2 separate regions of the Homo sapiens genome follow, and region 1 is linked to region 2. Evidence: chromatin contacts called from ENCODE Hi-C or POLR2A ChIA-PET data. All regions are on one chromosome and are shown on one strand. The core of a region is the stretch at or near the end of the contact, and the rest is flanking DNA. Distances in the headings are between cores, read along the strand shown. Region 1 overlaps CLEC16A (C-type lectin domain containing 16A). Region 2 overlaps CLEC16A (C-type lectin domain containing 16A).

What was found. A loop is a pair of places that touch in the nucleus more often than their neighbours do. ChIA-PET counts read pairs that join two places held with the same protein, here RNA polymerase II (POLR2A). Pooled maps may share reads with other maps.
Region 1: a map of posterior vena cava shows a loop between it and region 2 (1.8-fold over the local background). The contact joins two enhancer-like sites. A Hi-C loop is called at or near these places in 6 of 168 maps with a recorded cell type or tissue (HCT116, MCF 10A, PC-9 and 3 more) and 4 of 50 pooled maps. POLR2A ChIA-PET finds 5 or more read pairs at or near these places in 6 of 52 experiments (AG04449, BJ, activated CD4-positive, alpha-beta T cell and 3 more).

The regions. Positions count from the first base shown.
Region 1 is chr16:11,076,870-11,081,915 of GRCh38, reverse strand. The region is part of intron 19 of CLEC16A (C-type lectin domain containing 16A); the gene reads right to left. Among named protein-coding and RNA genes, the nearest start is that of CLEC16A, 130 kb to the right of the region's middle. Within about 2 kb of position 2,700, at least 20 of the 41 ENCODE cell types and tissues checked have a DNase peak (open chromatin) inside an H3K27ac peak, as active enhancers do.
Region 2 is chr16:11,001,685-11,006,801 of GRCh38, reverse strand. It overlaps CLEC16A (C-type lectin domain containing 16A), which reads right to left. Exons shown (of 24, transcript NM_015226.3): 11 at 3,497-3,728. Among named protein-coding and RNA genes, the nearest start is that of CLEC16A, 60 kb to the right of the region's middle. RefSeq lists a silencer at 606-842. Within about 2 kb of position 2,206, at least 7 of the 41 ENCODE cell types and tissues checked have a DNase peak (open chromatin) inside an H3K27ac peak, as active enhancers do.

The sequences.
Region 1 (5,046 bases), core at 1,451-3,950, 75 kb before region 2:
GGACTACAGGTGCATGCCACCACACCTGGCTACTTTTGTTCTCATTTATTGAAAAAACAAAAAGGCACATTTATTTCATTTCATTTAAAAACCAACCACTTTAGTCAAGAACTAGCGTTCTGCAGCGGACCATTTAATGACTGGAACTCTCTAATCCTTTCCTGGAGAAAGGCCTCTTTCAAAAGCCAACTTGGGCTTTTGGTTAAAATTCCTCCTGGCTCAAATTGGCTGGAGAGAACCCCTATGCTCTCCTGGCTTGGAACTGCTGTCCTGTAAGAAATGATAGGGCCCTATGGCTTGAGGAATCCAGGGAGTGGGTACCTTGTGACTAGGTGGGGAGGGGAGTGGAAGGGTCAGATGGCCATGGAGGAGGATTTTTGAGCCTTTTAGTGCAAAAAGGAAAGGAGAGCTTGGGGAGACGTGAGCCAGGGCTACCTGGAGGAGCCCTACCTGGAGGCGCCACAGCAACAAGGACATGGGTGAATGGAGAAGACGGGCAAGAAGGGCAGGATGTGGCTGGGTGCCCAGGACAGAGGAGGCAACCTGGGAACATCAGCGGGCTCAGACCAGGGGCACCCTAGAGATGGGAGTAGAGTGGAGAGGGGGCTGAGGGAAGAATTTTAACTTGTACCAACAAAGTGGGGCTCTTTTGTCCAGACAAAAGGACAAAAGGTTGCTGTTTCTGAGACCCAGGGGCCCACTGGGCATGCCTCCACCCTGCACCGGGGCTGCAAGGTCAGAGGGATCTGCCAAGGACAGGGCAGGAGGTGGGGCCCAGGCCATACAACTGAAGAGCATTTGAGGGGTAGCTGTCTCCTGCCTGCCTGTTCATCTGCTTAGTTCTCCAGGCTTCCTCAATTGCAGCGTGTCCCGCAGAGCCTCTGCCTACCCTTCCAGCCCCATCTGCTGCCAGTTTCTGCATCCCACCTGGGGTGGGCTGTAATAGCCCCCAAAGATGCCCACGACCTAATCCCTGGAACCTGTGAACATGCTACCTTACAAAAGGGATTTCATGGGTGTGACTGAATCAAAGAGCCTGAGCTGGGGGAGCTTATCTTGGATTACCTGGACAGGCCCAATCTAATCAGAAGGGGTTCTAAAAGTGAAAGAGTGAGGCAGACGAGGAGGTGAGAGTGATGCAGTGTGAGAAGGACTCATCCTGCCACTGCTGGCTTTGAGAATGGAGGGAGGGGCCATAAGCCAAAGCACAGGCGACCTTTAGAATCCAGAAAAGGCAAGAAAACAGATTCTCCCCAGAGATTTCGGGAAGGACCAACACCTAGACTTTAGCCCAGTGAGACCCGTGGCAGACTTCTAACCTCCAGAGCTGTAAGAGAATAACTGGGTGTTGTAGAAATGTGTAGCAGCAGCCATATGAAACGAATGGACCGCCCAATGTTCCAGACACGGGCTACTGACCTGGTAGCCAAACATACCTGTGTGTCTTCACTGCAGATGCCCCCTCTGCCTGGAAGGCCCTTCCCCAGGTTGTCTGCTGCTTCACACTGGCTCAGAACAACCCTTGGCTCAAAGGCTCGGACGCCCAGAAGCAATTCTTGTCCCTGTTTACCCACCCACCCCCAGCAAGGGCCCAACTACTCTGTATTCTTCTTGATCCTGCAGTTTCCAGCAGAGCACCTGCACCCACCTGCTGAAGTGCATCACTGTGCTAGATGCCTGAAGGGAGGAGGGCTCTGTCCTGTCCTTGTGTTTCTGGTGGCTAGCACAGTGCCTACCATTCAGCAAATGATGGATGGACGCGCACGGGAGTGGGTGAGGAAACACTCAGAGTCCCTGTCTACAGTCAAGTGTGCAATCTGCAGTCTGGATCTTGTGTTTCTGGTGGGAAACAGATGGGATCTATTATGGTTACTGTGCTATGATAGGAACAAGATGCCATGATAGGAAGGGAAGCCGCTGAAGCCAGGGGCCCTGGGAGACCTCAGGAAGTGGCAACAGGGGCTGCATCAATCTAGTCTGGAACCTTCTGCTAGACACTGCTTGGGACTCACATTTCCCAGAGTCTGCCAGCATGGCTCATCAGACTGGAGGCAGCAAAGGGAAGGGGGCCCAGCAGGGAACAGTGAAAGCTGTAGATGTTCATCAGTTTTGCTGCTCTGAAGAATGCAAACCATAGCTGGGAGAGAGTCGAGTTTTATGAGAAACCAGTTAAAGGCTAAAGGTTAACCGGAGTCATTTAAATGACATGCATATTTCCTGGCTTTGCACAGCTCTGGAAAACCCCAACTGCATTTAGAAAAATGCAAAGTGTATTATAAAATTCAAAGGCCAGGGTATAGGTAGTAAAAAAAAGATAAATGCAAAAAGATAATGTGGATGTGCCAAGTTGAAAAACCAGGAAGTTGCATGCGGCTTTTCTACATGAGAATTTGGAAGGAAAAGGAAAGAAAGTCTATCTCACCTTGAACCTTGTATAAAAAATGGTGGCATCCCAGTCAGTCCAAAGGCTGGAGGGAAGATGGGATGAGAACTTTTGGCTCTTAATTATTAGCAAATGACTAAAAAGTTGTGAGGACTGGGGGAGGCCAGCTCAGCCCCAACAACTTCTGAGCCTCCATGGTCTGGCTGGCTGACTCTGGCCTGGACAGTCTCTACTCCTAAGGCATTTTTATGACTGCCTGAAACAAAACAGGCCATTTCCAAGACTGGCACTGGTTCAGAACAACCACAAGAGATAGGGATGGCTGGAGTTTCAGTGCTGCAGGGAGTTTCAAGTTCTGCAAGGGAATCTCCTGCCTAGCCCATGCAAGTGATTATACACAAGGCCAAGCACAGAATGGGTTCAGCTACCTTCTGAGCACACATGTAGCTGTGTGTGGGGCTGCAGGGCTGCAGGGCTGGGGAGCATCCAGGAGGCCCAACCTATTACGCAGGCCCTTCCTCTCAAGACAGGTGCCCAAGGCTCGAGAGGGCAAGTGATTTGTCTTCAAGTCAGGTAGAGGCACACTGTATGCAAGCTTAACTTCCACAAACTCAACTACACGGATGCAGGAAAGTGGAGAGGAGAGGGAGAGAAGCGTAAACAGCTTAAATACCACAGGCCTCTCGGGCTGCCAGACCCATGAGGGAACCTTAGGGGCAGATGGGAATCTGCCTCCCTCATGGGCTTGGCTCTTCCTGCCTATCCCTTGAGCGCCCCTCAAAGTGCCCAGCATGATTCTCCCTGGTAAAGAAACCAGGATTTCATCTGACATGGCCAACCTCTTCCTCTAAAACCTGCTCAACGACGGGGTCTACTGCAGCCCTGCAGTTCAGACTGGCTGTGCCGGACCCACTCCTCATTGAGAAATGTCATTCACCCATGAGGGATCTGTGAGGGTGACTGGGACGGCAGGTGGTTTCCACCTGAGAAACTGACTTTGGAACTTAGAGAGATGTGACTGCTGTACCATGCTACCAAAGCCAGCCTTCCTGATGGCCTCTGGCTGATTAGCAGGTGGGCAAGGAGAGTTCCTAGAGGGAACTAGAATTCATGGAAAGCAGCAAAGCAGACACTGAGTGCTGAGTTCCAGAACATTCCTCACTCTGTCTAATCCCATGGTTCTCAACACTGGCTATGCAATGGAATCCTTTAGGGAGCATTTGAAAATATAGATGTCAGGGCCCCACCCCGGAGCCAGTGACTCAGAACCTTCTGGAGTGAGGTCTGGGTACAGATTGTTTTCAAAGTCCTGCTGGGCCAGAAACCACAGGGCCTTCGCACCACCCACCCTCACGCTTGGTCACAGCTCTGTCCTGGCCTGGCCTAGGAGCAAATCAGATGCCCCTAGAGCGGTTCCCCTGTGGCAAACACATTTTCACTTCTATTTTCAGGCAGGTCAAAGTAAAAATGAAAATTTATGCTTTTACATGTCCCAAGCTCAGTATTCTGTACATTTCTCTAAACACACACACACACACACACACACACACACACACACACACACACACGTTTTTTTTTGTAGAGATGGAGTTTCACCATGTTGGCCAGGCTAGTCATAACTCCTAGCCTCAAGTGATCCGCCTGCCTCAGCCTCCCAAAGTGCTGGGATTACCGGCATGAGCCACCGCGCCTAGCCATATTCTGTACATTTCTTAAAAGTTTAGAAGTATGAACAACATTTGACATTCATTTGAAAAATCTGTCCAGGCCGCCTGCAGCACCACGCATTGTGCTGGTCACCAGCAATACAGAGACCCCTCACACCCTCCACCAGAGTTCTTAAGTCTTAAATCAGGATTTTGCTCTTTTTGTTTTTGACAGGGTCTCACGTTGTCCCCTAGGCTGAAGTGCAGTGGCTCGATCACAGCTCACTACAGCCTCAATCTCCCCAGGTTTCAAGTGATCCTCCCGCCTCAACCTCCCAAGTAGCTGAAACTACAGGCACACGCCACTACGCCTGGCTAATGTTTTTTCTTTTCTTTCTTTTTTTTTTTTTTTTTTGAGACAGAGTCTCACTCTGTCACCCAGGCTGGAGTGCAGTGGCACAATCTTGGCTCACTGTAACCTCCACCTCCCTGGTTCAAGCAATTCCCCTGCCTCAGTCTCCGGTGTAACTGGGATTACAGGCGCATGCCACCACATCCGGCTAATTTTTTTGTATTTTTAGGAGAGACAGGGTTTCACCATGTCAATCAGATTGGTCTCCAACTCCTGACTTCAGGCAATCCGCTCGCCTCAGCCTCCCAAAGTGCTGGGATTACAGGAATGAGCCACCACGCCCGACCTTTTTAGTAGAGAAAAGGTCTCTCCATGTTGCCTCGGCTGGTCTTGAACTCCTAGGCTCAAGTGATCCTCCCGCCTCAGCCTCCCAAAGTCCTGGGATTACAGGCCTAAGCCACTGTGCCCGGCCCTGCTCTTTGTTTTTAAATAGATTCTAATGATCAGTCCTTGTGATTTCAGGTGCTTCCTAAGCCTCAACTTTAACGGGGATTTAGGATTCAAGGTCACAATACTTTTCAGCGTTTCTGCCTAATCTGAATAGAACCCATCTCCCTCCTACAAGAGGGTGGGAGGAAGTGCTGCTCCATTCTTCGATTCCTGAT
Region 2 (5,117 bases), core at 957-3,456:
TTCATTTCACACAACTTCCTTGTCTGAGCTTAAATCTGGAGGAGGTGTGAATTCTGGGTGCTGCATTTATAAAAAATAACAACAACAACAACAAAACAATACACACTAATGCCATATCCAAATTGGGTCATGGCAAAACTGTGCCTCGTGACCACATGCCTTTTTTACTCCTGTATTTTCCCCGTCTTTTAAAGTCAAAATTTCACTACTAAAATGGGATTGGCAGGGTATGCAGAGGCAGAGTGTCAGCATCTCTTTCCTTAAGAGTCACCATGTCCATCTGTCGATAAGTCCGTGGATCTAGGGACAATGAAAGGAGCTTCTAGAGAAGAAATAATGTGGAAGAGAAAAGAGCCGCATGTCTATCTCAAAATAGGATGGCAGAAGATGGCCTTGAGAGAGAAGGGGAGTACCCAGAAATACAGTGTGACTTTCTAGGGGGAAATCTGCTATTTCTGCTGGCCCAGCATCCCTGCCCCTTGCTTCTGATAAACGCATCTCATTTTTTACTGAGGGAGCCACTGTAGCATAGATTTGTCATGCGGGCCAGGCCAATCGGTCCAGAATATCTCTGGGGGTGGGAAGAGGACCCAAGTCAGGCCCACAGTACCCACAAGCATTGGCCCCAGGACTTCAGTGGCAGCCACTGGGAAGGAGAAGCCCCCTCTCCACTTGCTGGCCAAGCTGGGACGATGTGAGCGCACCTGGGCCCAGCCCTGTCCAAGCTTCCCAGGAACATGAACAATAAACACCCTCTTTGCTTAAGCCAGTCTGAGTTGGATTTCTAAATCTTGCAATCGCAAATATCAACGTATCTTCACTTAAAAAAAAAAAAAGTCATCATGTGAATTATATTTTCTATATTCAGAAATTTCCAGACAGGAACAATGAGGTCCAGAGCTTCAAGAGGCCATCCAAGACACACAATAAACCTAGATGCTGAGACATGACTGCGAGTCAGATCTCGCATCTTCTAGGCACTGCCCAGCATCTACACTGTTCTCTGGTATGCAATGTGAATGAAGAAATGTGCCTGACACCCTTCCGACTCACAGGAATTAACAGCTGTGCAGTTTCATCCAAACACAGATACCGTCTAAGGAGAGAACACCCACCAACTGCACCTTCACATTTACAAATAATCAAGAGAGCAAATATATAATTCAGAAAGCTCCAGAATACAAGTGCTGTTGCCTGGCAGGACCGGTCTATGAAAGTTGTATGTATTTATGGTGAGCTGAGTGACAAAATGACAGATCCATCATATTTTGAAATGACTAATGTGCTCAAGAAATTAGGAGGGCATCAAAATTGCACAGGTCATTGAGAGCCATGTGTGACTGAGCCCTGAAGCACCAACTGTTCAAGCAAAGCCTCTGGGGAGATTCCTGGGTCCTGTGTGGCACGATCTGGCTAAGTAACCACCTGGAAAACAGGCTTTTGGACGTGGCAGAAATTCGTTCCCTTGTACCCTGCCCAGGGCAGCTGGGCACAGCTTCCAGGAGCCCCTACTCTAATTCAAGCAGTTCAAGCTGAAACAGCAGCCTGCAGAACTGGCCTGAAGCCCCTGTGTGCCAGGACTGGGCTGGCTGGCTGACTAATTTGATTGTGATTTTGGGGCTAAGCCTGTCTGATCCACACCACTGTTAGTCACAGCTGAGGCCTGGTTAGAGAGCATCCTTAAAAGGACTGGAATGAAAGAGGTAGCATCTTTCCAAAACAAAATCGATGAGAACACAATGCACAAAATGAGGTGAAGATGTCCATTTCTCCCCCAGTGTGGCAACAGAACAACTAAACCTAGGGATTAGGCAGACATTTTTCTTCAGCATTAACAACAAAATAATCAGAATGACCCCAATAAGCAAATTAGCATGGCTTACCTTGGGTTTGGCCTTCCCCTCCCCACCACAGTGATATTTATTGGCAAAGGCTTCCCAGGCCAAAAATGAATTCCTAAACCAAAACACCTATTGCACACTTTAAACAGAAATAAGAGGAGGCTGGAGATCTCAACCATAAAAAGAGGTCTCGGTGGCACCAGAGAGACATTTTGGTTACGCTTGTTGAAATGTGATCATGGTATTCACTGACAACTGCCAAGAAAGTCATGATGGAGCAAGCAAGGTGGTGGCGGAGGCATTCTTTGGCTGCAGAATCTCAGGCAACTCCCAAAAGCAAATGAGCTCCCAGTCACTGAACGAGTGGCTCTGTGTTACAGCTTCAGATGCCCTGGACTGGGAAGCTCACGCAGTCCTTGCTGACAGGGCTGTGGAGAGGTGGTTTCAGAGCAGCCACTGTGAGCCCAAGGCCCAGGAGGAGGGCTCACAGGAAGTGTTCCCCACACCCACAGAGACTGCAACCAGACTGCTGAGGAGATGCCAAGTTCATTCCAGAAAGTGTGGCCAGACCTTCCTGAGAAGAGCCCCAGCTCCACTTCTACCAAGTATCAAGCTCCCCATCACTTCCCGCTGCCCCCAGCCCCAGTGCCCAGGACGACGGGCAGAGACCCCAGCTGTGTGGCTGTGAGCCTGGCCCATGACACAAGCAATAGGGCAGTTCCATTCTGCTTAATCCCAAGAGTAAATGATCTCCAATTCAAGAAGGTTTTAGCATCTCAACGAGAGGGAGGTGAAAAATTGACCAGAATTCCCAAAAAGGGCAAAAGGAGGAATGAATGATTTTGCTTACAGAGCACATACGTACTACACACGAGTGCACCTCATTCTAAACAGACAGGACTTAAAAAACCTTAACGTAAGAATTGAGAGAATTATATTTGATTTTTCAGTATTTTAAAAATACTAAACACTTTTTTTTTTTTTTTTTTTGTAGAGACAGGATCTCGTCATGTTGGTGAGGCTGGTCTCAAGCTCCTGGGCTCAAGTGATCCTCCCACCTTGGCTTCCCAAAGTGCTGGGATTAAGGTGTGAGCCACTGCACTCGGCCTACAAGCATATCATTTCATTAAACACAAATCCTCTTTCTTCCCGCAGTGCACAGGATGCAAATCATAACCCCAGGTTATTGGGAATAATTATATCAGTAATAAGGATAAAGATAATAATAATTCCATGCTGCTCCTACTGTCATAATAATGACGAACACTTCTGCAGCATCGAAGCCTTTGCAGCATTTAGAATGGGCCAGGCACTGTTTGGAGCACATTGCACATATTCGCTCATTTAATTCTTGTATGAACACTACAAAGTAGGTACTATTTGTTACCCTCCTTTAATAGGTGAGGAAAACTGGCCCCAGGTCACCCATCCCATGAGGGCGGGACTTGCCCTGGACCTGCATATGACATACACCTACAGCAGCCTCCGAGTGGCAGGGCTGTATAGAATGAGGTACGCCAGTGTGAGGTAGGAATCGAATCACTGGCTGGACACTGTGGGGAGCAGAAGTCTGGGTGGAGAGGGCACAGGTGGCAGCCTCGCTGGCGGGCTGGCTGGCGGCGCAGGCACAGGGCGGCGTTCATGGGGACACTCACCTTCACTCTCCCCACTCGTCTTGATGCCTTTTGAACCACCCTCTGTACCTTTAGCCTTCTCGGCGTCTTCTTGGGCATCCTCGGTGGGCCCTTTCTCCTCATCTTCTTCTTCCCCAACGTTTTTGTAGTTGGGTCTCTTTTGCACCCGCCTCTTGCCCTTGTGCTTGTTCATCTCAAGGGACCGCTCGAGTGTCTCGGTGGGTTTAATGAAGCACCGAATGCTGGGCTTGGCCTAGGAAAGTCCAACGAAGGCAACAGGTGAATTTGAACACTAGAATCCTGCTGGATGCTATCAAGTTGCCCAAAAGTTTCTGTCCTAAGAAACTCATCTCCAAAAGAAACCATTATATCATAAGATAGCTGCACTCGCATGCTTACTGCGGGACTATTCACAATAGCAAAGACATGGAATCGGCCTAAGTGTCCACCAACAGAGGACTAGATAAAGAAGATGACATGTATACACACGATGGCATAGTATTCAGCACTAAAAAAGAAGGAAATCATGTATTTTGCAGCAACATGGGGACGATTATCTTAAGTGAAATAACTCAGACACTTACTGCATATTCTCATAAGCAGGAGCTAAATAACATGTGCACATGGCAGCAGAGTGTGGGATGATGGACAATGAGACTGGGAGGGGTGGTGGACTTGGAGGGGGTGGATGATGGGAGGGTGTTTGGTGGGTCCAGTGCGCATTACTCCAGTGATGGATGCAATGAAGGTCCTGACTTCACCACAATGCAATACATCAATGTGGCAACACTGCCATTTTACCCCATGAACACAGACAATAAAAACATATTTTAATAAAGAGAAATTAATCTCCAAAACAAATGCCACCTCCAGATCTATTATTATGCCCATTATTAACATCATCATCAAATAATCAAAACAACAGTGCCAGCTACCATTTACTGTCTACTGCCCTAAGTCAGAAATGGTGCACTTTACCAGCAGCAGCTCTACACTCCCCAAATATTAGCTGTTTGTGTAAGGAGAACTTCTGATGAACACTTCTGTGGTACTTTCTTATGTGTCAGATGCTGTTCTCAGGCTCTGACTATATGATCTCACTTGAACTTTATAGCAACTGCATGAGATATTACTGTGTCATCCTCATTTTACAGGTGAAGAAACTGAAGCACAGAGACAGAAAAGGATCTGCCCGAGGTCACACAGCCAGGAGGTGGCAGAGCCGGGATTCAAAACCACGTACCAGCCACACAAGCTGTGTCTTAGCTACAGCCCACTGATATTATTATTAATTTTAACCCAAATAAGTTCATTTTAAACAAAACTATCACTACAGGCAATGGAACACTAGCGTGCCTTGCTATTATATTAAACATAAATAACCAGAAAGAAAAAGCCAGGTGTAGTGGGTGTTGTCAAATTCTGGCTCTCATTAGAAAGGGAGCCTAGTAAGTATCAGCAATAAGTCAAAGATCAGCTCGCCCCAGAGGACAAAGTTCTTCCTTTAAAAAGTCAGAGATGGCCGGGTGTGGTGGCTCACCTCTCTAATCCCAGCACTTTGCGGGGCTGAGGTGGGAGGGATTGCTTGAGGCTGGGAGGTCAAGGCTTCAGTGAGCGAGATCGTGCCACTACACTCCATCCA